Linked DNA regions of Homo sapiens: all the other regions are linked to region 1. A link is a loop called in an ENCODE intact Hi-C map of the cell type or tissue named here. Cell type or tissue: heart left ventricle. All regions are shown on one strand. Each heading gives the region's core, and the rest is flanking DNA. Links, peaks and the distances in the headings are about the cores only.

Region 1 (7,700 bases), core at 2,701-7,700:
AGATGAGTAGTACTCGACTCATTATTGGATATTACATCAGGGAACTGGAGGTAGGGTCTCACTTACTAGTTACGTAGCTCAGGAACCTGGAACCAGACTCCTTCTCCAGCTGGGCAGTCCCAGGTTTGAGTCCTGGCTCCACTGGAGGTTGTCTGACTTGGAGGTTAATAATAACCTGCCTTAGTCCCAGAGTCCTTAGAGGGAAAATAGGTTATAATACCTGAGTCCATGTGTATCAAGCCATTGCTGGTTCCAGGCCCCTGGAGCACTCAGAAATGGATGACCCCCAGCTGGGTCAGGCCAAGTCCTCCCTGCTGTAGCAAGCGGGACCATTGCCTCGTTCCCCCCACCTCCACATGGAAGGTGCCTTTTGTGTCCTGCCCCATCTCTGTTTTAACAGTCACAAGACTGTAGGCAGATCTAAACTTGTTTGCACATTATTATCACCTGGGGAGCTTTGACGATTCCAAAGCCAGGCTGCCACCCCCACCTCTAGACCAACTGAATCACCATTTCCAGGGGTGGGACTGGGCATCCGTGTTTTCGAGGCTTCTGGGTGAGTACCTTGTGCAAACAAGTTCAGGGACCGTTGCCCTAGACACTGTTCTTCCCCTCATGTCTCAACCTGGGCCTCCTACCACTGCCACCACCACAGCTATGCCACCTGGGATGTGTCCCAAGCCCCCACTTGTCGGGGAAGCAGCTGGGGAGGGGTCTTTGGCCACCTCTGCAGCTATAAGGATCAGAGCAACACCTGGCTTCTGTGCCTGTGGCCCCTGCTGGTGCTGGGTCCCTGGTCCGCACTGAAGGATCCAGGCAGAGTACAGTGGGTCTCCCAGGTCAGAATCCCCTGGGTTGCTTGTTAAAGCTCACAGGGCTGGGCCCCACCCCAGGGTTTCCGATTCAGCAGGTCTCGGGCTGGTTGGATGATGAGAATTTGCATTTCTGTCAAGTTCCCATGTGATCCTTTTTGGGGTCTGGGACCACACTTTGAGAACCACTGGTCTATTAAACAAATCTTTGCAAATTAGGGAGGTGTGTTGTGGGAGGAAGAGACTGATAGTTGAAAGAATATTTGCCTAAATACAGTGCCTAGTATTTGCCAAGTACGCAGCCTTCTTTCTGGCTTTAATCATACAGACTTTCTCAATCACATGTAATTGCACATCCTTTAAGCAGCTTTTGACTGACTTTGGTTTTCTCTTTTGTGGTGATTTTCCTTAAACTCCCGAAGGGAGGGTGGAAGGGGCAAGAGAAATTTTTATTTATTTATTTTAATTTAATTATTTTTTATTATTTATTTTTTTATTTTTTTTTTGAGATGGAGTCTTACTCTGTCGCCCAGGCTGGAGTGCAGTGGTGTGATCTCAGGTCACTGCAACCTCCGCCTCCCGGGTTCCAGCAATTCTCCTGCCTCGGCCTTCTGAGTAACAGGGTCTATGGGCATGTGCCACCATGCCGGGCTAATTTTTTGTATTGGTAGTGGAGATGGGGTTTTGCCATGTTGGCCAGACTGGTCTTGAACTCCTGACCTCAGATGATCCACGCGCCTTGGCCTCCCAAAGTGCTGGGATTACAGGTGTGAGCCACTGCGCCCAGCCAGATTTTATTTCTTTAAAAAAGAAACTTACTAGTTATCAGGACACTTGTGTTCTTGGTACTTGATTTTGTCAGCATTATTTTTAAGAGCCTCTTCCCTCCTTCCCCCTACCTCCCTGTTGAGCCCAGGCTCTGAAATAACATAGGTGCATGTGAAGTTCCCCTACCTGCCATTACCAGACATTGGTGCTGGGCGGCCCTCACCTCCACCTCCTCTCACCTGAGGCCACAGCGGTGTGCAAGGATGTGGTCTGTCTTGAGTGTGTTTTCAAAGCAGCTGTTTGGTCTGTGCCTTGGATGTTTTTCCACAGATAAGCCCAAAAGAGAACCACATCTTAAAACGCCCGTGACCTTGAATGGTCTTTCCGGAGGGGCGGCTGGATTTGTGCTCTCATCGTCTCAGGTATGTGTCAAGCCACTGTTGTTTCAGAGCTGGACACAGGTGCTTAGGAAAATTCCTCACTGAAGGGTTTTCAGGATTTACAAGTTCTTGCTGTTTTTGTGACCTTGTGTGGTTTCTGGTTTCACAGAAGGCTTTGTTTCTTGGTTCTTGTTGCTGCTTTCAGCCTTGGCCTGTAATCACTGGGCGCCAGGGAGGGCTGCGGTCTGTTTCCCGGGGTGTGCTCAGATACCGTGTCAGTTCACATGTGTTGCTGCAGCGGCAGGGGGCCAGGCAGGAGGGGCGGGTGTCCTGAAGCACGCTCAATTTGCTGATCAGGGCCTTCACTTGGATTTTGCACTTGCCGCAGTGGAGACATTCCTCGTAGCTACTCAGTGTGGTTTGTTTTAAGTGGGCCATCCGTTAATTCATGTGACCTGGAACTTGGTTAATGTACTTGCCAAGGTTAAAGTTGAGACGCTGTTTGTTAAACCTTTCAAAGAGGGAAGAAGGTTGCCTTGAATTCAGTTCCAGGGTTTGGGAGTCTGAGAGGGAGGTGGTGAGGGGCCCGGGGAGGCCCTGAGAAACAAAATGCTGGTTAAGGACACAGTCTGCTCACCGACCTCGGAAGTCTCTAGACGTCTAAAGAAGTCCAAGCAAGGAATGATGACCGAAGAGGAACCTCAAGGGTGCAGGCGGCTCTGGGATCTCAGCACATCTCAGTGATGGAATGAGCTGCCGGGGAATGACCCCTGTGGGGGCTGTCCAAAGTCAGAGCAGACACAAACGTAGCTCTCCAGGCCCCATACCTTGGTGGGCAAGAGGGCAGCAAGTGCATCCTCACAGTTGATGGGGAGAGCAGCATTTCAGCCTGCAGAAAAGAGAACCACACAGATGTAAGATGAGGTCTGCACTCACTTGCCTGGTCATGCAGAGACGGAGCTGGGAGCAGCTGCATGACTTTTCAGAGAAGTGGCACACGTTTACTGTAAGGGTCCCAAATGTAGACCACTGCAGATCGTAAGGTCTAGATGGAGGGACCAATAGTAGGGAAGTAGGGGAGAAGAAAGTAAAACCTTACAGTATAAAGACCCATAGATGCTCTTTTGTTTTTGATGTGTGTACGGGGGTTAGATATTTATTGAGCACCTACTGCATGACAGAGTGTTCAGCAATGACAATGCAGAGCTTAATAAGAACAGGTTCTAGACTAATCTTTTAGGGGGTGAGGATAGAACAGAAATAGGTAATTATGTCCTGAGAACATGAGAGAGTGTTGGTGGACAGAACGGCGATGTATCCCCAAGGGCAACTGAAGCCTTCACAGAAGATGCAAAGCCTGTACGTGGTCCTCGGAGTCATGCCACATGGTGACTGGTTATCTTAGTCGTAGGAAAACTGAGAAGCTTTGAGGCATGTTCTATCTGTCTTTGTGGGCATCATCTTCATTATTTGAACAATTCAGAGTGCTTGATGCCTTTTGCTTCGTTCTCACAATCCTTGACACTAAGCTGTGGGCTTGGGTTATAGTCACTCATTCTGTTATTCATGTCATTTTGCCTATCCTTCCACTTCACAGATGAGAAGACTGAGACCCAGAGAGGGTCATGGTTTTCATTAGCCAAATGGTGCAGAAACCCAGTGGTCACAGTGGCTCTCTAGCTCTTTGTCACCCACAGGGCCCTTGATAAGAGTACGGTCTTTCTCCAGGGGAGCAGGGTTGAGGAGTGGGGGCAGCCCTGGCCTGGGTGGCCATATCCTGATTTCCCCTCCCTTGGCCCATAGCTCTCTATCTTGGGTGAGGTGAGAAAGTAAGGCTGCTCCTTGACTGTGGTCCCTTTTGTGTCTGTCCTGCACTGGGCCACCTTCCCAGGGGCCTTGTGTCAGCCTGGTAGTGGTGCTAGTGGCCTTGAAGTGAGAGTGGGTGGATCACACATGGCAGATCTCTGGCAGTGACCTTTTCTGTGGATTTCCGGTGACTGATGATAGCCTCTTTGGAAGTCAGCATATGCATAGCTCTCTGTCTTTTGAAAACAATGGAAAAACCCACCACCAGCCCCAAAACCAGCTGTCTTTCTTCTTATGAATAGATATCCATGAAAAGCAGAAGAGTAGTTTCTTGTAAGTACTCTGGGAGTGCATAATACATTTTAAATAAGATTAAAAATTATGTTTTATTCTTACTAGCATCACTGTCAGATAATTGAGCGTGAGAGCATTCAGTGCTGTGTGCTTGGTACGAAGTAGTAACATCAATTCAGTGTTCAGTACATCCACTTTGTTCCAGAACAATGTATTCAAGGTCGGTGTATTTTGGCTGTGCCACAGAGTTCTGGAAATTCCCAAGAGAATAAGTTTTCACCTGTTATATAATCCAGCACAAGTGACTGTGTAGCAGCAACCTCATGTTTCATGATGACTTTAAAATGCAATTGATTCTAAAATTTAGCTTTTAAAAATTTCGACTTCAGATTTTCTCTGAAGGTTTAAGGTAGGCTTCTCCTTTATTAATTTTTTCAAGAAATATTTAAGAACACTGCTCTGTGCTATGTACCATTCTAAGCACTTTACAGATACTAATTCATTTAATCCTCAGCCTGGTTAGGTAAGTACTGCTATTCCCACCGTACAGATGAGGAAACAGCCTCAGAGGAGTTAAAACAAGTTGCTCAGGTTACACCGTCAGCGGTTTGGACTACTTCAGTTTCAGATAATCACTGTGAAATTTTACTGTTTTGAGCTACACGTTTCAAAATCTTTTCTGATGCGGAACTATCATTAAATCATATAATCCGCTTCTCTGGAGTCAGAGGTTGACAACACATTAGCACTTGACTCGAGCCTCTCCCTGGAGGAGGACATTCCGTCTGCGGGGAGCCGAGTCCGAGGCTGGAGCAACTCTGGAACCACAGCCCTCCAGTAGAGGGCACACGAGAGCAGGCTATCTGTGGAGATAGCCTGTTGGCACAGGGGTGAAGATGACAGAGGCGAACCCAAGCAAAGAGAGTTAATTAGCAGAGTTTGCCCTCCAGGCTCGGAGGGCAAGTCAGCCTGGGGACCTGGAGTTAGTTCCCTTTTCAGCTGTGACCATTGAAGACATTCATCAAGTTCTCTGGCTCCGGGATGTCAGCTGTGGTAGTGACTTGCATGGGAGGTTATCCGACATACCTCACACACTTTAACTCCACCTCTTCAGAGTTTGTGGCCAAGAATGGAGCCAGGTGGCTATTTTTTTTTTTTAAATTTATGTAATAACAAACATTCGCATTTATTGAAAACTTAAAGTATAATAAAAAAATAAATAAAATAAAAAAAGAAAAAAGAAAACTTATTCCTGTGTCAGGCACTTTTCTAAGTGCTTTGCAGTGTATTGTCTCATTTAATAGTTGTTTAAATTAACAGAGTAGGCCGGGTGTGGTGGCTCACATCTGTAATCCCAGTACTTTGGGAGGCTGAGGCGGGTGGATCACCTGAGGTTGAGAGTTCAAGACCAGCCTGACAAACATGGAGAAACCTCATCTCTACTAAAAATACAAAATTAGCCACAGTGGTGGCGCATGCCTGTAATCCCAGCTACTCAGGAGGCTGAGGCAGGAGAATCGCTTGAACCCGGGAGGTGGAGGTTGTGGAGAGCCAAGATTGCATCATTGCACTCCAGCTTGGGCAAAAAGAATGAAACTCTGTCTCAAAAAAAAAAAAAAAAAAAAAAAAAAGAGAGAGAGAGTAAATAAAATTGTAAGGTGAATATGTTATCTACTTGATGGAATTTTTTAAACTACCTTGAAAAGTTTTATAGTTTCCTATTTACAGATGAAATTAACATACTAATTATAAATCATGCCTCACTATTCACTTTAGGCAGTCTATCTCCTTAAGGATCTCCTTACGGTTTAGATAGATAAGTGAATTGCTTAATGTTTTTGGAAGTAATAAAACTGCATTTCTTTTTAATTAAACAATCCAGATAACAAGAAGTAATTCTAATAGGAAACTTGTAGGATGTATTTACAGAAAATCTACACAATCTTACTGAACAATGTAGAAAAGAAGATTTACCAGCCTGGGCAACATGGCAAGCTTTGTCTCTTAAAAAACAAAACAAAACAAAATTTAGCCGGGAGTCGTGGCATACAATTGTCATGTCCACTTCTCAGGAGGCTGAGGTGGGAGGACTACTTGAGCCCAGGAGGTCAAGACTACAGTGAGCCACATTTGTGCCGCTGTACTCCAGCCTGGATGACAGAGCGAGACCCTGTTTCAAAATAAAGAAAAAGAGATTTAAATGAAGCGAAATGCCATTTTCTCTAGGTGAGAAACTGGAATATTATCAATGTCACTTCTTCCCAAATTGATTTATAATTTAAAAACAATTTTAGTACTTCTGCAGCTTGTTTGGAGCTTGATAAAATGATTGTAGAGTTTGTCTTGAAGCTTTAATAGTGAGGCAGGTTTAAAATTGGGGGCAAAAAAGAAATGGGTTTTAGGGTGTAGAAGGGACTTGCCTGATCACTTTTGCTAGAAATAAATGTCCCTCCAAATTAAATTACTAATGTCGCACATCAGATCGTATTTAAATCCATTAGAAGATTTTACTGTTCCATTAGAGCTACCCATAGCTGGTGAAGACTCTGCTTATAGTGGAACCTAGTTTCTCAGTTTTCCATTTATATTTATTTACCTGAGCTTTTTGTAAAGTAGTAAGTACTTGACTGAATTTCTGCTATTTATCAAATGCTTTTTGAATAGAAATAATGAGTTAATAACATTTAGCCTTTTTTGGTAAATAGTATAAACAAGATAGGGCAAATATGTAAACTACTTAGAACTTTATCTACCTTGCATATTTTGTACCTCTTATTTGCATATGCATGTCACATGCTCCTTATGTACCATGTGCTATTACTGTGCCGGGGTACTGGGGCTATATTGAGTCTATTTCCTGTCTTTGTAGACTTGATGGATAATTTGGACAGCATTGTGATATTCCAGGTTTAAGAGTCTTAAGGTTCAAGACTACATTAAATGTTAATGTAGTCCAACATTTCTTGAACTCTGAAATCCTCTGAGCATCTTTTCATGCACTGGCCTAAAATGTTTTCATAGCCCAGCAAAAGGCTGATTACTTATTTCCCTCCTATTGATTTTTTTTGAGATGGGGTCTTGCTGTGTTGCCCTGTCTGCTTGTGAACTCCTGACTCCGGTGATCCTCCTGCCTTGGTCTCCTGTTTATGTTTTAAATAGCATTTCTCAAACCTATTTGAGCAAATAACTTTCCTGTTAATATGTAGTATTCCTTGAAAGAATTGAATTTGTGAGTCCCTAATCTAGACACTTTTAAAGAAGAAACAAAACTCAGTAACACATTTGGATAAAAACCTGAATATGTCCATTTTGGGATGAAAGGAAGCAGCTTTGTTTACCATGTTGAATTAAGTGGAAAACATCTTATTTTAATCATGATTGATAGAAATCTAAATTTGTAAATTCTGATTTTTATGTTTTTTTTACAATGAAAATACATTTTAAATGTCACCATCCCCTTCCCCATGAAGTCTTCATTACAACTAATTTTGAAAATACTCTCTCATTTATTTATATTATATATGCATATGTTCTACTGTATAATTTTAAATACTTAAATGGGGTTATCTTTTTGCATTGTTCTGTATCTTTTTTCAGCTTAATAATTTACCTTGCTTATAATTATTGTCAGTGCTTGCGG
Region 2 (7,700 bases), core at 1,114-6,113, 260 kb before region 1:
AGACCAGCCTGACCAACATGGTGAAACCCCATCTCTACTAAAAATACAAAAAAAATTAGCCAGGCGTAGTGGCACACCCATAGTCCCAGCTACTCGGGAGGCTGAGGCAGGAGAGTCGCTTGGGCCTGGGAGGCAGAGGTTGCAGTGAGCTGAGATCACACCATTGCACTCCAGCCTGGGTGACAGAGCAAGACTATGTCAAAAAAAAAAAAAAAAAAAAAAAAAGGCTGGGCGCGCGGTGGCTCACGCCTGTAATCCCAGGACTTCAGGAGTCAAGGCAGTTGGATCATTTGAGGTCAGGAGTTCAAGACCAGGTTGGTCAACATAGTGAAACCCCATCTCTACTACAAACACAAAAATTAGCCAGGCGGTTGTGCCACATGCCTGTAATCCCAGCTACTTGGGAGGCTAAGGCAGGAGAATCGCTTGAGACCAGAAGGTGGAGGTTACGGTGAGCCAAGATCGTGATGCTGCACCTCAAGTCTGGGCAACAGGGTGAGACTCTGTCTCAAAAAAAAAAAAAAGAAAGAAAGAAAAAGAAATGCACACGTTCTCTGGGCCCTACAGGCCCAGTCTAGGCTCCCTGTCAGCCCTGGGACAGAGAAGCTCAACTCTGAGCACTTGTTTGTTATATGAGACAGAAACCAGTGTCTCTAATACTGAGATTGTCCCAGAGACTTCTCTGAAGTGCCCACATCCAAAGCCCTCTTTGTGGTCATCAAATGAAAAAGGTCAATGTGCTCTGGTACCAAGTCTGTTTTGAAAACCAAGAAAGGTATAAGAAAATTACAAAAGAACACATTGGCTGAGCTGGGCAGCCAGGTTGCTTGTTAAAAGTTGATAGCGGCCAGGCGCAGTGGCTCACGCCTGTAATCCCAACACTTTGGGAGGCCGAGGCGGGTGGATCACCTGAGGTCAGCAGTTCAAGACCAGGCTGCCCAACAAGGCAAAATCCCGACTCTACTGAAAATACAAAAAAAAAAAAAAAAAAAAAAATTAGCCGGGCATGGTGGCCAGCGCCTGTAATCCCAGCTGCTCGGGAGGCTGAGGCAGAGGAATCGCTTGAACCTGGGAGGCGGAGGTTGCAGTGAGCCGAGATAGTGCCACTGAACTCCAGCCTGGGTGACAAGAGCAAAACTTTGTTTCAAATAAGTTGACAGCAGGCCTCCACAGTTTTAGAGAATGATTTCTTAACAAATCTTGCAACCTATAAATGTCTTGGTCTTTGGCGTCACTTTAATGAAGAGTCCCCAAGCTGGCCCTCCCGAAAGGTGGTGTGCAACATGGTTCATCCACAAGCCAGCTGTTACGGGCCATTAAGCCCAAAATTTACAAAGCACTGGATCAACACAGAAAGACAGTTGAGTACAGTGGTTCATGCCTGTAATCCCAGCACTTTGGGAGACCTCAGTGATCACTTGAGCCCAAGGCTTTGAAAGCAACTTGGGCAACATAGTGAGACCCCATCTTTACAGATAATAAAATATTAGCTGGGCGTGGTGGCACATGCCTGTAGTACCAGCTACTTGGGAGGCTGAGGTGGGAGGATCGCTTGAGCCTGAGAGGTAGAGGCTGCAGTGGGCTGTGATCACACCACTTTACTCCAGGCTGGGCAACAGAGAGAGACCCTGCCTCAAAAAAAAAAAAAAGAAAGAAAAAGGAAAAGGAAAAGGAAAAGGAAAAGGTGCTTGTTATAAACCACATTATATTCAGAGAGTAATCTCACCCATGTTTTTTTTTTTTTTTTTGAGAGGGAGTCTCACTCTGTCGCCCAGGCTGGAGTGCAATGGTGCTATCTTGGCTCACTGCAGGCTCCGCCTCCCATCACCCATGTTTTAAGAAATGCAAAAATACAAAAGTCAAAAGCAAACACATCAAAATGCTCACAGCAGTTAACTATGGATGATTTTATTTTCTCCATCCTTTGTAACAGTTCCTAAATATTAAACGACGAGCATGTACTAGAAAAATTGATAAGTATTAATATTATTGTATCTTAAATGTGATAGGACAATTTCAAGACTGGAAAAGAGTTAATTATCAAAAGGAAATATTTTTAGGAGGACCAAAGTGAAATGACATGATGTATGTTCAAACCACTTCCTTATCTTTCTTTTTGTTTCGAAAAACTTCTCTGCATTCAAAAAGAAAAGTTAAACCTTCTTTTCTTCTTTAAGCAATGAGGAGGTCCAATATTACTCCAAATTAGACTATTTCAACATCCCGAGTGGCAGGAGACGGCTCCCATTTCTTTCTTTCTTTCTTTTTTTTTTTTTTTTTTTTGAGATAGAGTCTCTGTCTGTCGCCCAGGCTGGAGCGCAGTGGCGAGATCTCAGCTCATGGCAATCTCCACCTCCCATGTTCAAGCGATTCCCCTGCCTCAGCCTCCTGAGTAGCTGGGATTACAGGCACATGCCACCACACCCAGCTAATGTTTTGTATTTTTAGTAGAGCCGGGGTTTCACCATGTTGGCCAGGATGGTCTGGATCTCCTGACCTCGTGATCCACCCGCCTCAGCCTCCTAAAGTGCTGGGATTACAGGTGTGAGCCACCGCGCCCGGCCTCCCATTTCTTATTAACTACAAAAATAGTAAAATAGTAGGAAATCAAATGATTGTTTTCATGAAACTTTCTTTTTCTTTTTTTTTTTGAGACAGAGTTTCACTCTTGTTGCCCAGACTGGAGTGCAGTGGTGTGATCTCGGCTCACTGCAGCCTCCGCCTCCTGGGTTCCAGCAATTCTCCTGCCTCAGCCTCCAAAGTAGCTGGCATTACAGGCACCCACCACCACACCCGGCTAAATTTTTTTTTTTTTTAATTTTTAGTAAAGATGGGGTTTCACCATGTTGGCCAGGCTGGTCTCGAACTCCTGGCCTCAGGTGATCCGCCCGCCTCTGCCTCCCAAAATGCTGGGATTACAGGCGTGAGCCGCCGCACCCAGCCAAAACTTCCTTTTTTTAGAAAGGGAAAAAGGAAATAGGTATAAAGTCATTTCGCATTCCTATCACATTAAAACAACTTAATTTTAGTAGCTGTCTTATGCTGTCACTAATAACACTAAAATTCTTCACTCACTGAGTATTCTACATATTGGGGCGGGGTGAAAGTAATGTAATCCATAAATATGTGTGAAATACATGCAGATGATTGAAACTCCATCCTAAAGTACTTCAGGGCTAACTCTTGTAATTCTCCCCACTTCCGAGATGACCTAGCACCCCCACACTCCATGCAACTCTGCCCCTCACCACGCTGGCTCGCTAAGACAGCCGCTAGCCTTGACCGAGCTTTTAAAAGTCTTTTTGGCTTAATAGCCACTAGGGGGCGCTAGAAGCGTGTGAGGAAAGCGACCTCCATCTGCAGATCAAAAACGTGGAGGGTTTTGATCACAGATGAGCGCTGGATTCTTCAGGGAATGACTGCGAGCTAGCATCTCCAAAATCTCAAGGAAGCCACACAATAAACTGTACAAGTCATTGTTTTCATTAACTCAGGAACAACTTCAGTGCAGAGAAATAAAACCCTGTCTTTCTCAACCAACTTTGCCCACCAGATAACAATACCTGCTGTGAGTGAAATTGTATCCGTATAAAACAAGAAAACTTTGTCTCTTTCAACAGATCAGACTCAAATCTGAAAGAAAGGTAGCTGACATAGGTATTGACTAAAACTTACATATTCTTTTTACTTACTGCAGGGAGGGAAATAAAGATCTTAAAAGTAACACAATTTTAATATTTCACCCACAATCCTACTGTCCTAACAAATGGTTTTCATTTCTCTCTGTTACTTTTCAGTCCCTACTCAAAATGCATAGAATTGCATCAGTGCCAAAAATCAAAATTGATATAACTTCATTCCACATCACAAAGTTTTGGAACTGAATCAAACCTCGGAGATTGAAGACCAACCAATCCCCTCATTTACAAATGGGGAAACCGAGGTAGCTGGGCATAGCACACAGTATCTCACTTAATTCTCATAACAACACTATAAGATATGTGCTGTTATTGTCCCCAGTCTAGAGATGACAATACCGAGACCAGAGAGGTTAAGACACTTGCTCAAGGTCACACAGCTAGTAAGTTAGTGGTAGACATTCATACAGGCTTTCTGGCTCACTGCCTGGCAACTCTGGACGGACACTCTGGACTCCAGAATCCCAATGCAGGATTCATTCTGCCTCTGAGGGTGCACTTATTCTAATACTCACTCCAGAATGGTTTTTTTTTTAATCTATTATATTCTTTCAATAACATTCTACTCTGTAAATTAGATTTTACAGAGCTCTTCGCCAAGGAAGATCACGTATACCTTCTCCCCAGTGGGAAGACAGAAAACCTCAGCTGGGGCCCCAGCTCCTTCCCTAAGTGAGGCATGGTAAGCCAGAGCTGCTTCCTGTTGTGCGTCAGGATCATCTTCCAACACATCTACTGGATACATGCCTGCTGGGGTGAAAGAGGCAAGAAAGGACATTAGTTTTACTCTTTTGTGAAAGGAAAGTCACTTATTCCTTGAGGAGTTTTTTAAAAAGTGAACACTTGGGCCAGGCACAGTGGCTCACGCCTGTAATCCCAGCACACTGGGAGGTGGAGGCGGGAGGATCACGAGGTCCGGAGATCGAGACCATCCTGGCTAACATGGTGAAACCCCGTCTCTACTAAAAAATATACAAAAAATTAGCCGGGCTTTGTGGCGGGTGCCTGTAGTCCCAGCTACTCAGGAGGCTGAGGCAGGAGAATGGTGTGAACCCGGGAGGCGGAGCTTGCAGTGAGCCGAGATTGCGCCACTGCACTCCAGACTGGGCAACAGAGCGAGACTTCGTCCCCAAAAAAAAAAAAAAAAAAGTGAACACTTGCTCTAAAAATTATGTTCACCTATTTTTTTTTCTTTTTTTTAGAGACAGGGTCTGGCTATGTTGCCCAGGCTGGACTTGAACTCCTGGGCTCAAGTCATCCTCTGAAGTAGCTGGGACTATAGGCACATTGCACCTTGCCTGGCTCACCTATTTTTTTTAAAAATTAAAACAAACAAACAAACAAAAAGCAGCCCAGCAGAGGGTACCAAAGAAAATAGAAAACATTCCTGATGGCAGGGTTGGCCCCAACCCCAAGGAGATGAAGCGTGAGCCCTCTTAAGATGGCTGTAGAGTCAGCCTAGAGACCATGCAGACATGCTGGTACCCTGAGCATGAGACTAACGGGATAGAACTTGATGACTTGGTCAAAATCCAGCTTGAGTTATTATTTTGCTAGCTTACATTGGCCGTGCAGGTTCATAAGATTATGCCAATTCTTCTGCTTTAATTGGGCTAGTCTTTGTAAGACTCTGTAAGAACACTGCTAGTATGAATTATAAAACTACATGTCCACACACAGACGGGCTATCGTACATATTAATGTGCTGGTTATTCGTCAACTCTTCCTCTGCAGCTCTTTCCTCTCACCTTACTTTTGAAGGTAAATTATATCCTTGAATACTCAGATGATGGTTTTGTGTGTGTGACAGGTCTCATTCTGTCGCCCAGGCTGGAGTACAGTGGTGCGATCTTGGCTCACTGCAACCTCGGCCTCCGGGTTTCAAGCAATTCTTGTCCCGTAGCCTCCCAAGTAGCTGGGACGACAGACACGCACCACCATGCCTGGTTAGTTTTTGTATTTTTAGTAGAGCCAGGGTTTAACCATGTTGGCCAGGCTGGTCTTGAACTCCTGACCTCAAGTGATCCACCTGCCTCAGCCTCCCAAAGTGCTGGGATTACAGGCATGAGCCACCACACCCAGCCAGCTAAAACAAATAGATAGCATCCAACTTCAGCTGAGAAGCAGCAGTCTGTTTCCCACTCTGCAGAGACCAAAGATTCTGGCTGGCATGTCCCCAAGTGGGGAGGGGGCTGTATCCCCAATCTGTGGACCCCACCTCAGCCTCCAATTCACCTCTGAGCATCCCATAGGGGAAGGAGGCTGCCACAGCAACTGCCTCCTCCTCCTCCTCCTCCTCACCCCCGCCCCCCCAAGATAAGCCTGGACGTAAACACCTACTTGGTGCCCCTTGTGGAACAGCAGCTTCCCCTGCTTGTTTCGGAAGCACCATTCCCCCTGCCAATCACTATTCTGGAATCAAAGACTGCAATAAGTGGCAAAAAGTGTCAAGTCTTCAGTCCACCAAGTTTGCCTAGGAAGAATTTCACTGCTGGGAATAGCTCCTGGAGGGAAAGGCTCCTAACTTTGGGAGGATGTCAACAGCTTCAGTGGGCCAGAACTCAGCCTCTGCAGAAGCCTCACCTCCTTGTCCCCCACCTTCCAGGGTGAAAATGTCATGGGCATACAGAGTGGTAAATAAACAGCTGAGTAAACACATTCTTTCAGCCCCCTGGCCTGAACCTACAAGCCTTCCCTACGCCTTACTGGGCCCTCCAGGTGCACAGCTTAGGAGCCAAATGGATCCGCGATGGCACCCCAGTTCCTTCCTCAGGGACCATTCAGATCTGCCATAAACACCAAGCTGAGCCTGCACCCCCTCTCTCCCATCGTCCTGACACCACCTCTCTCCCATCGTCCTGATGTGCATCCCTTAGCTCAGGGCTGCAGCATCTTTTCTTTTTCTTTTTTTTCTCTCTCCCATCGTCCTGACATTCATCCCTTAGCTCAGGGCCACAGCATCTTTTCTTTTTCTTTTTTTTCTCTCTCCCATCGTCCTGACGTGCGTCCCTTAGCTCAGGGCCACAGCATCTTTTCTTTTTCTTTTTTTTCTCTCTCCCATCGTCCTGACATTCATCCCTTAGCTCAGGGCCACAGCATCTTTTCTTTTTCTTTTTTTTCTCTCTCCCATCGTCCTGACGTGCGTCCCTTAGCTCAGGGCCACAGCATCTTTTCTTTTTCTTTTTTTTCTCTCTCCCATCGTCCTGACATTCATCCCTTAGCTCAGGGCCACAGCATCTTTTCTTTTTCTTTTTTTTCTCTCTCCCATTGTCCTGACATGCATCCCTTAGCCCAGGGCCACAGCATCTTTTCTTTTTCTTTTTTTTAAGACAGGGTCTCACTCTGTCACCCAGGCTGGAGTGCAGTGGTACGATTTCAGCTCACCGTAGCCTCAATCTCTCAGGCTCAAGGTCCCCTCCCTCCTCAGCCCCCCAGGTAGCTGGGACCACAGGTGCAAGCCACTATGATCAGATAATATCTGGTGGTGGTGGTGATTTTTTTTTTTTTTTTTTAGAGATGGGGTTTTGCCATGTTGGCCAGGCTGGTCTCAAACTCTTGGACTCAAGCATTCCACCCACTTCAGCCTCCCAAAGTGCCGGGATTACGAGCTTGAGACACCGGGCCGGGCCCTCGGCATCTTGTAACAACTATCTGCTCCATCCGTCCATCCGCCCTCCCTCCATCACCAATTAAAATAACAGCAGCAGCTGATGTGCTTTCGGCTCCAGTTGCCAACACGATGCTGAGCACTCCACAGCCGTGACCTCACTGAATCCTGCTTAACGCATTCACAGAAGAGGAAACTGAGGCCTCTAGAGGATAACGCTTGGCCAGTAAGGGGCAGCACTGGGGCATGAGCCCAGGTCTATCTGATTTCAAAACCTGTGTAAAACATTCAGCTGGTGCTACTGACCGGATCAAAACAGTCCCCTTTACCAAGCTCAAATGCCATTTAAAAGTCCCAGGTCAGGCCAGGTGTAGTGATTCACGCCTGTAATCACA
Region 3 (7,700 bases), core at 1,114-6,113, 110 kb before region 1:
TGTGCCCTTTGTGCGTGGATGGCTGCTTGCAAGGATGAGCATCCCCAGCTGGAGCGGCCCATGGCTGCCAGAACAGGAGAAGGCTTCAGTCAGGTGGGAAGCCAGCTGCAGTGTGTTGCCTGATGCAGGATGGTGCGAGAAGGAGCTGCTCTCTTGCTCTGCTCCCTGGATCGCACAAGGTCTTCCTGAGACCAGAATTCAAGGTTAGTCCTGTTTAGGCAACTTGGTAGATGGACTTGAATGGTCTTGCTAAGCGAATATTGCCTATGGTGGTATTTGCAAGGAAAACAAAAGTGTTTTGAGCCCAGACTAACCAATTTAACAATGCTAGTAGGTAAGGATACTACTGTTTGCTTTCTGTGATGAGAGGTCTCTTAGGAGGAGGGGTTAATTCTTTTGATTTAAAACTTACTACTTGAGGCAAATAGGCACATGAAAAGATGTTGAAAGTCACTAGTCATTGGTGAAATGTAAGTCAGACCCACAATTGGTACTTCATACTCATTAGTATGGCTATTACCAAAAACACCAGATGATAGCAAGCATAGGCCAGGATGTGGAGATGTTGGAACCCTTGTGCCTTACTGGTGAGACTGTTAAAATGGCACAGCCTTTTTTTTTTTTAACAGGAAGATGATATGGTGCTTCCTCAATAAATTCATCATAGAATTGCCATATGATCCAGCAATTCCACTTTGGGGTATATGCCCAAAAAGAAGTGAAAGCAGGGGCTCGAACAGATATTTGTACACCCATGTTCATGGCAGCAAATAATTCAAAATAGCCAAAAAGTGAAAGCAACTCAAGGGTCCATCCATAGACGGGTGGATAAACAAAATGTGGTCTATCCATACAATGGAATATCATTGAGCCTTAAAAAGGAAGGAAATTCTATGATGTGCTACAATGTCTGTGAACCTTGAAGACACTCTGCGAAGTGAAAGAAGCCAGTCATGAAAGGACAAACAGTGCATAATTGTTACCCTTACGTGAGCTATGTAGAGTAGTCACATTCATAGAGACGGAAAGTAGAATGGTGAGGGGCGGTGAATAGAGGCTGGGGGGAGGGAGCAATGAGGAATTGGTGTTTAATGGGTACAGAGTTTCAGTTTGGGAACATGTAAAAGTTCTAGAGGTGGATGGTTACGGTGGTTGAGCAACATTGTGAATCAGTGTCAGTGAACTATACACTTAACAAGGGTTAAAATGTTAAATTCTTTGTTGTGTATATTTTACCACAATTTTAAAAAGCTTATTTCTCAATTGTTTATGCGAGTATATGTGTGGAATAGTTGGGGAGACAAATTCAAGGAGACCAGTCCTTGTCCATGGCGGTCCTAGGTACCACGGGATCACTGCGGGGGAACTGTGAGGTCAGGAGAGGCCTTGAAAAAAAACGCAGGTTTGAGCTGAGTCAGATGGAATGGGTCTGTTTTCTATATCAAGAGACAGTATTGCAGATAATTTTTTTCTTTCAAGGAAAGCAAGTCAGGAGTCAAACTCATGCCACCGTAGTCACAAATGAAATTTATTGCTAATCAGCCATGTGACGTGTAATTGCTTTTTCATTTTCTTATTTTTCCAGAAGAGAGATTTGTTTAGATGTTTGATTCCCTCACTGATTATGATTATACTGGAAGTTTTTCATTTGTTTTGACAGCTCAATTTTTTTTTTATTGTAAATGGACTGCCTCATTACAGAGGGGGGAGCCCTTGAAAGAAAGGGATTGACCTCTGCAGGCAAGAATCTGAGCATCCTAAAAGTAGAAAAGGGCTAGAGGCTTCGCCTTACAGGCCAGGAAGCTTGGAGGGACGCGCTGCTAGAGACCATGGCACGCATGCTGTGTGTCGAAGGCCAGGTCCGCCTGTCTGCCTCTCCAGCAGATACTCTCTGGGGCTATTTTTTTCTGCTTGGTTGTCATCCTTTGGTTTAACCAGGCGCCAGGGCTCAGGCCTGGACCTGCTGGATTCCAAAGAAGACTTCGAGGTGGCCGAGCTTGTCTGGCTTCCAGAGGAGCTTTCTCTGTCCCGCCCGGGGGAGTGGCTCACCTTGGTCTGAGACCAATGGGAGGAAGCCTGCTGCGGGCAACTGGTCTGTGCCTGGAAGTTGGACTTGCATTTTCTCTGGACCTCCAAAGCAAACCCGAATGACCACTCTCATCCTCCCCTTTTGCTTGTTTGTGTATGTGCTTGTTTTGCCTGGTCGTCAGGCAGGAGGTGGTGTCAGATGATGAGAGGTGTTGCTCGTCCCTGGGTTGGTTCTCTTACGGGGCTGTATGGATGTCTTAGCTCAGACTGCTGTGACAGGTTACTATAGACTGAGGGCTAAAACCACAGACTTATGTTTCTCACAGTTCTGGAGGCTGGAAGTCTGAGATCAAGGTGCCGACCAAATTTGGTTTCTGTTAAGGGTCCATTTCTTGGCTTGCAGATGACAAATGTCATGTGTCCTCACAGGGTGGAGAGAGCAAGGGGCTCTGGTCTCTTCCTCTTTATGTAAGGGCATTGTTGCCATTATGGGGGCTCTACCCTCAGGACCTCATCTAAACCTGATTACCTCCCTAAGGCCCCACCTTCAGATACCACTGAAGGTATCTGGGGGTTGGGGCTTCAGTATATGAATTGGAGGGGACACAGTCATGCAGTTCAGAACAGTGGAGCAGTGTGCCATAGTGAAGGGATCTCCAGACCAGGATTCTCTATGGAAGTTCTTGGCCAGGTCTGAGAGTTGGTTACAGATCATTAAAATTTACATGGAATCCAGTACTTGAAAGTACATGTCTTCAGGATGGCGCTGAGCACATTCGCCTCTGTAACCAAATGCCTGAAATGTGTAGTGCACCTTCTGAGCACCCCAGTGCTTTCCTTAAAGTGAATGCAGTTTGAGAGGAACTCAATTATTGAGAAATTTTATATGACCCCATTTCTCTCATTTTAGGACAGATAAGTTGCTTATTTTAAACTCTGCAGGAGCTACATAGAGGAAGTTATACTCCAGGAGAGCTTAAATTTCACTCTCTGAAAACTCTGTTCCATGTAAGTACATTCCTCCTCTCTCCCCTCCTCAGTGAGCACGTACCCATCAGATGTGTGGAATTCTATTAAAAGCAGCTCCTCGTGACCCTCCAGGGTCTGTTTTGTAAAGCTGACACCAGCATCAGTGAGTTGGAAGGGGCTGCCACAGAAGACAGACTTACTGCTGCAGCCCGCTTCAGAGCCCTCAGTAGTACTTTTTCCTCTCCCAGCAAATCCAGGAGGCTGGGAAGGTGATTGTTAATTGTTTATGAGCATTAACTGTTTACCAGTCATACTTACTATTTTAAATCTGACCCTGCCATTATGTTGTTTTGTTTCTGTTCACAGCTGAGCTTTAAGCTGGGTAGAATTTCGTGATGAGTCACTCCTATGACTGTAAAATCAGTATCGATCAAGCCTTCCTGTTCATCCTGTGAGCAGTTTAGAGACAGATGAGACAGGCTTATGGTTTCCACTGGCTCGGCTCCGTGCGTGTGCGGATTGGGCTTCCTGAGAGCCTGGTTAGCCCCTTTTATCTGCTCTCTGAAACCTGCGCAAGGGTGTTTAGCATGCACCTTGAAACCTCTGCTGCCTGAAGACAGTGTGCTTAAATGAAGGGTATACAAACCCATGTGAGGTTTTCTCTTCCCTTTTCCATGAACTCCACCCCAATTACCTGTTTGAATTTTGCATGCCAGTTATTTTCAGGGAACTAGTGACCCTTTTCTTGCCACCCTGGGCTTTGAATTGAAGGCCAGTGTGCCACCTTTTCTTTGGCTTTGTTAGAACGTTGCCCTCAGGGTCATATGTGCTGGCTGCTATGAATTCTTACTGCTTGATGGACAGAGAAAGGTGAGGGTTAGATATCTGGACAGGGCATGACAGGGCGGGTCATCGAGTAGGAACATTGGGACCTTTTGCTTCCAGGCTTGAGCAGTGGGTGAGAAACACTGTCTTCCCATTAGGGCAGTGGGTGAAACACTGACTTCCCTCCATCCTCTGGGCAGCCTTGTCAGGTGGGTGTGGAAGCTGAGGTGTGTCTGCCCCAGGCTGTGCAGTCAGCCCCGTGTTCTAGCTTCCCGTGCCGAACCTGGCCCTGGAGGCTGTCTGCCTGGCAAGGGGGCTGCACAAAGCTCGGAGGGGCATTTCTGGTGCTTGGTAGATGGTAGGCCTGCCCCCAGTGCACTGATAAGAGCATGGGCTGAGAGTGCCACTTGGATTCGGCTACAGTGGGCGGCAGAGTGGGGGTGACTGGTGTTGCTTTTACTCTAGAGCAGAGGAGGCAGATGAGGTAGATCGGGGCCCCAGGGATGCTGAGCTGAGCTGGGTAGAGAGAATTTGGTTTTGTAGGATTTGGAGACAGAGACAAATTTGGAGTGTTTGGATGTTCGGGGACCTGCAGGAGGTATGTGAGGTGTGTAAAATGCAGCCCCTGTTTTAAAAAGAGCTTACATTGTCTCTTGAGAAGATAAGGTGTGCCCAGCTGTGGAATGGAACCAGATGCTTTTATGAGTGAGGATGGAGTGAGCACACTGGGAAAGAGCCCTGGAATTGGAGGAAGAGATCATTTTGCCCAGAGGGATCTTGGAGGTCTCCTGGAGGAGGGTACTTAGATGATCAGAAGGATTATACTAGACTTGATGGGGTGGTCTTGGCATCAGAACTTTAAAAATGTATTTTGGGGCTGGAAGCAAGGCTGGAGAGGAAGGTTTGTTTAAGTTGTAGTGGGGGATGAGGCTGGGGGCAAATCAGGGATGGTTTTCCAGGTCTGTAAAGGCTGGGGTAAGAGGAATGGTTGGTTCTTAAGAGCAAAAAAAATCCCTTACATATTGGTTCTCTTATTTGTGCTAAGTTAAATACATGGGAGGCTACTGGTGTTTATGAAATAACCCTGAGCCTTTTTGGGGAGGTAGTAGTGGATGTCTGATGGAAGAGATAGAAGACTGGTCCCAGGGGTTCTTAGTGGCACCTTCCTCTCAGGTCATCACTGTGCTTTTGCACATTGCAGTTATATTTGACTACATTTGATTATGGCAGATTTACTTAGAAGGGCACTGGAAAAAAGCCTCCCAAATTACAACTGACACAGGAAATGACTTTATTTTCTTCTATTTTTTTTCTTTGCTTTTCTCCCCCAATCAACATACATTTTTAAACCTGTCATCTCACATGACCTGCCGGTAGAATTGATATGTTTAATTTCTGTAGAAAATAACTGGAAATATTTCACAAGCTCCAGTAGCTTCCTGTTGTAGGGACCCTTAGGACTTTGGAATGAGAAGTTTTCTATTGAGTTGTCATATTTGGAAGGATAAAGGTGCCCTCTTTTCCCTCGATCCACATAGTAGACTCCTGTGTGCGGGCATTTGTTTGGTGTCTCACGTTGATGCAAATGCAGCCATTGCAGAGTGAGCCCCGCTCTGTTACTGGATCTCCATTTGCTCAAAAGAGAGCAGTGTCCCCCTCCAAATCTGCATGTCTGAAAGCATTCATGCAGGTTCATTGCATGGGTCTTTGCATTTTACTTAGACTTAGCAAAAATCAGGTATAGTCTTTCCTGAAAACAAAAGTGACCATTGTTTTTAATCAACTGCAGGGTGTTTGGAGTTGTGAAATATTTAGGGTCCCGAGTCCATTCCAGATTCAACATTGGGAAAGAATGAGAAAGCTGAAGCCTGGGGCAGGCTCTGTCTGCAGAAACCATGGGCTATCACCCCCTCTCCTTAGCAGCATTGTAAACAAACGTCATTTGTAAGGAGCATGTCCCAACTGAGCTTGTAATTATAGGGGCAAGATTTGTGTGGTGGTAGGGGCATGGAGCTGGAGACTGGGGGCTTCCTTATTGGTTCATTTATCCTGGCCCTTCTCTTTTCTCTCAAGTCTCAGCTCTTTTAAGATTCAGAAAATAATGCAAAATGCCTAAGATTTCTGAAATTCCTGGCTTCAGAGACTTGACTACATAAAAGAGCCAGGATTTTCAGGCTGGCCATTTCAGGATCAGCCATTTCCCACTTCCTGATTCATAGCTTCCAGGATTTGTAATGCCTGTAGACTTTTTTCTCTTTTGCTTAAAAGTGGCCATTGAAAGAAAAAATAAATAGCAAAATCCCCATCCCAGAAGTTCTACTTCCTGTTGTTGTACTATTGAGCTCTGAAAAACAGCTTTGTAAGTTTAGGCTCTTGTTTGGACTATTTCAGTGGAATTCTTGAGATCTTTTTGTTTGGACAGGCAAGTATGAAGGCGATAAGTCGAAAGAACTACAGCTTACTCAGCACAGAAATGCAGAGGCTCAAATTTAAGTTCTTCCTTAGCTTTATGGTGTGTATATTAATATAATCCAAGCAATAGTGAGTTGCTTAGCCAGGGTGCACAGACATTTTCCACAATGCCAGTTGTTTCCCTCATAATGTTTAATGTTTATTTTTAAAGGACATATTTGGGCACACGTTTCATTTTTGCCTGTAAAAGAATTGGGAATATTTATGATTCTTGCAACAAAGGAGAAGGATCCAAAGTAACCAAGAAAATGATGGACTGGCAGCCTTCACATTTTCCCACAACTCTTTTCATGAAATAAAATGTAGATAAGGCTGGGTGCCATGGCTCACGCCTGTAATCCCAGCACTTTGGGAGGCCGAGGCGGGCGGATCACCTGTGGTCGGGAGTTTGAGACCAGCCTGGCGAGCACGGCGAAACCCCGTCTCTACGAAAAATACAATACAAAAATTAGCCGCGTGTGGTGGTGTGCGCCTGTAGTCCCAGCTACTCGGGAGGCTGAGGTGGGAGAATCACTTGAACCTGGGAGGCAGAGGTTGCAGCGAGACAAGATGGCGCCATTGCACTCCAGCCTGAGTGACAGAGCAAGACTCCATCTCAAAAAAAAAAAAAAAAAAAAAGTGTAGGTTAGCAAAAGTGCCTACAGTTCAAATGCTTCCATGCTAAACGTTGTATTTCTTCCGGTCTCATTTGTGATGAGAGTCATAAGATTTTGAGAAATACAAAAACCTTTCCAGCTTTATAGGATGATAATGGCTTGGCCACTCAAGTAGTTCTGATTGGGTTAACTAATTTTGGTCCAGTAATCATTTCATTTGGGGTGAATGGATTTTTCCCCCCTAAATACGGGTACCTGGAAAGTTGAAGCAGTGAATCTGGTGAAACTTAATCAGTGATTTCGTAAGGGTTAACAAATGTTTCTGGGTGGGATTCCTAATGTCCAGCTTCCTCTGTGTAGCTCAGTAAGTCTTCTTTGGAGACACTAGCCTGCATTGTAAGACTGTCACATGGGAGCATCTTTTTATTTTATTTTACTTTTTTTTAAAAAAATGAGGTCTTTATTATCCTGGCTGGAGTGCAGTGGTGTGATCATGGCTCACTGTAACCTTGAACTCCTGGGCTCAAGTGATCCTCTTGCCTCAACCTCCCAAGTAGTTGGGCTGATAGACATGAGCTACTGTGCCACGTAGCATTCTTGGGGATTATTGTAGGGTCCTTTTGGACCACACATGGTTTTATACTCTGTAGCTGATTGATGTACTGGCATGTCAGTGACATTGTGTGTATCATTACACTATTTGGTTAATTGATGTACTGGTGGAATAGCCATCTTCTGGAGGCTCTTGTTTGCATACTTCTCTTAGTGGCGGACTAGCGGTTGTACAGTAAATAGATGATCATTCTCGCT

The links. Hi-C counts contacts between places; a loop is a spot of excess contacts. Peaks named below come from ENCODE experiments on the same cell type or tissue, not always from the same donor. Only the 100,000 strongest peaks of a DNase experiment are listed, where the experiment ranks them.
Region 2: it touches region 1 in a loop (2.8-fold over the local background); 28 of 110 quality-filtered maps call a loop at or near these places.
Region 3: it touches region 1 in a loop (2.9-fold over the local background); 19 of 110 quality-filtered maps call a loop at or near these places.

What each region holds. Positions count from the first base shown.
Region 1 is chr15:98,774,885-98,782,584 of GRCh38, forward strand. The region is part of intron 2 of IGF1R (insulin like growth factor 1 receptor); the gene reads left to right. LOC124903560 (a long non-coding RNA gene) reads right to left here. Exons shown (of 2, transcript XR_007064772.1): 1 at 67-7,700. Among named protein-coding and RNA genes, the nearest start is that of MIR4714, 5.7 kb to the right of the region's middle. RefSeq lists enhancers at 1,412-2,319, 2,320-3,226. In heart left ventricle, for the core only: a CTCF peak has its summit at 4,904 (motif pointing right); a DNase peak (open chromatin) is centred at 4,877; H3K27ac peaks cover 1,834 bases.
Region 2 is chr15:98,515,942-98,523,641 of GRCh38, forward strand. No RefSeq gene overlaps it. Among named protein-coding and RNA genes, the nearest start is that of LINC02351, 99 kb to the left of the region's middle. In heart left ventricle, for the core only: a CTCF peak has its summit at 3,341 (motif pointing right); no DNase peak of the experiment used is centred there.
Region 3 is chr15:98,665,679-98,673,378 of GRCh38, forward strand. The region is part of intron 1 of IGF1R (insulin like growth factor 1 receptor); the gene reads left to right. Among named protein-coding and RNA genes, the nearest start is that of IRAIN, 19 kb to the left of the region's middle. RefSeq lists enhancers at 2,754-3,953, 3,604-4,329, 5,058-5,783. In heart left ventricle, for the core only: no CTCF peak of the experiment used is centred there; a DNase peak (open chromatin) is centred at 4,110; H3K4me3 peaks cover 172 bases; H3K27ac peaks cover 4,117 bases.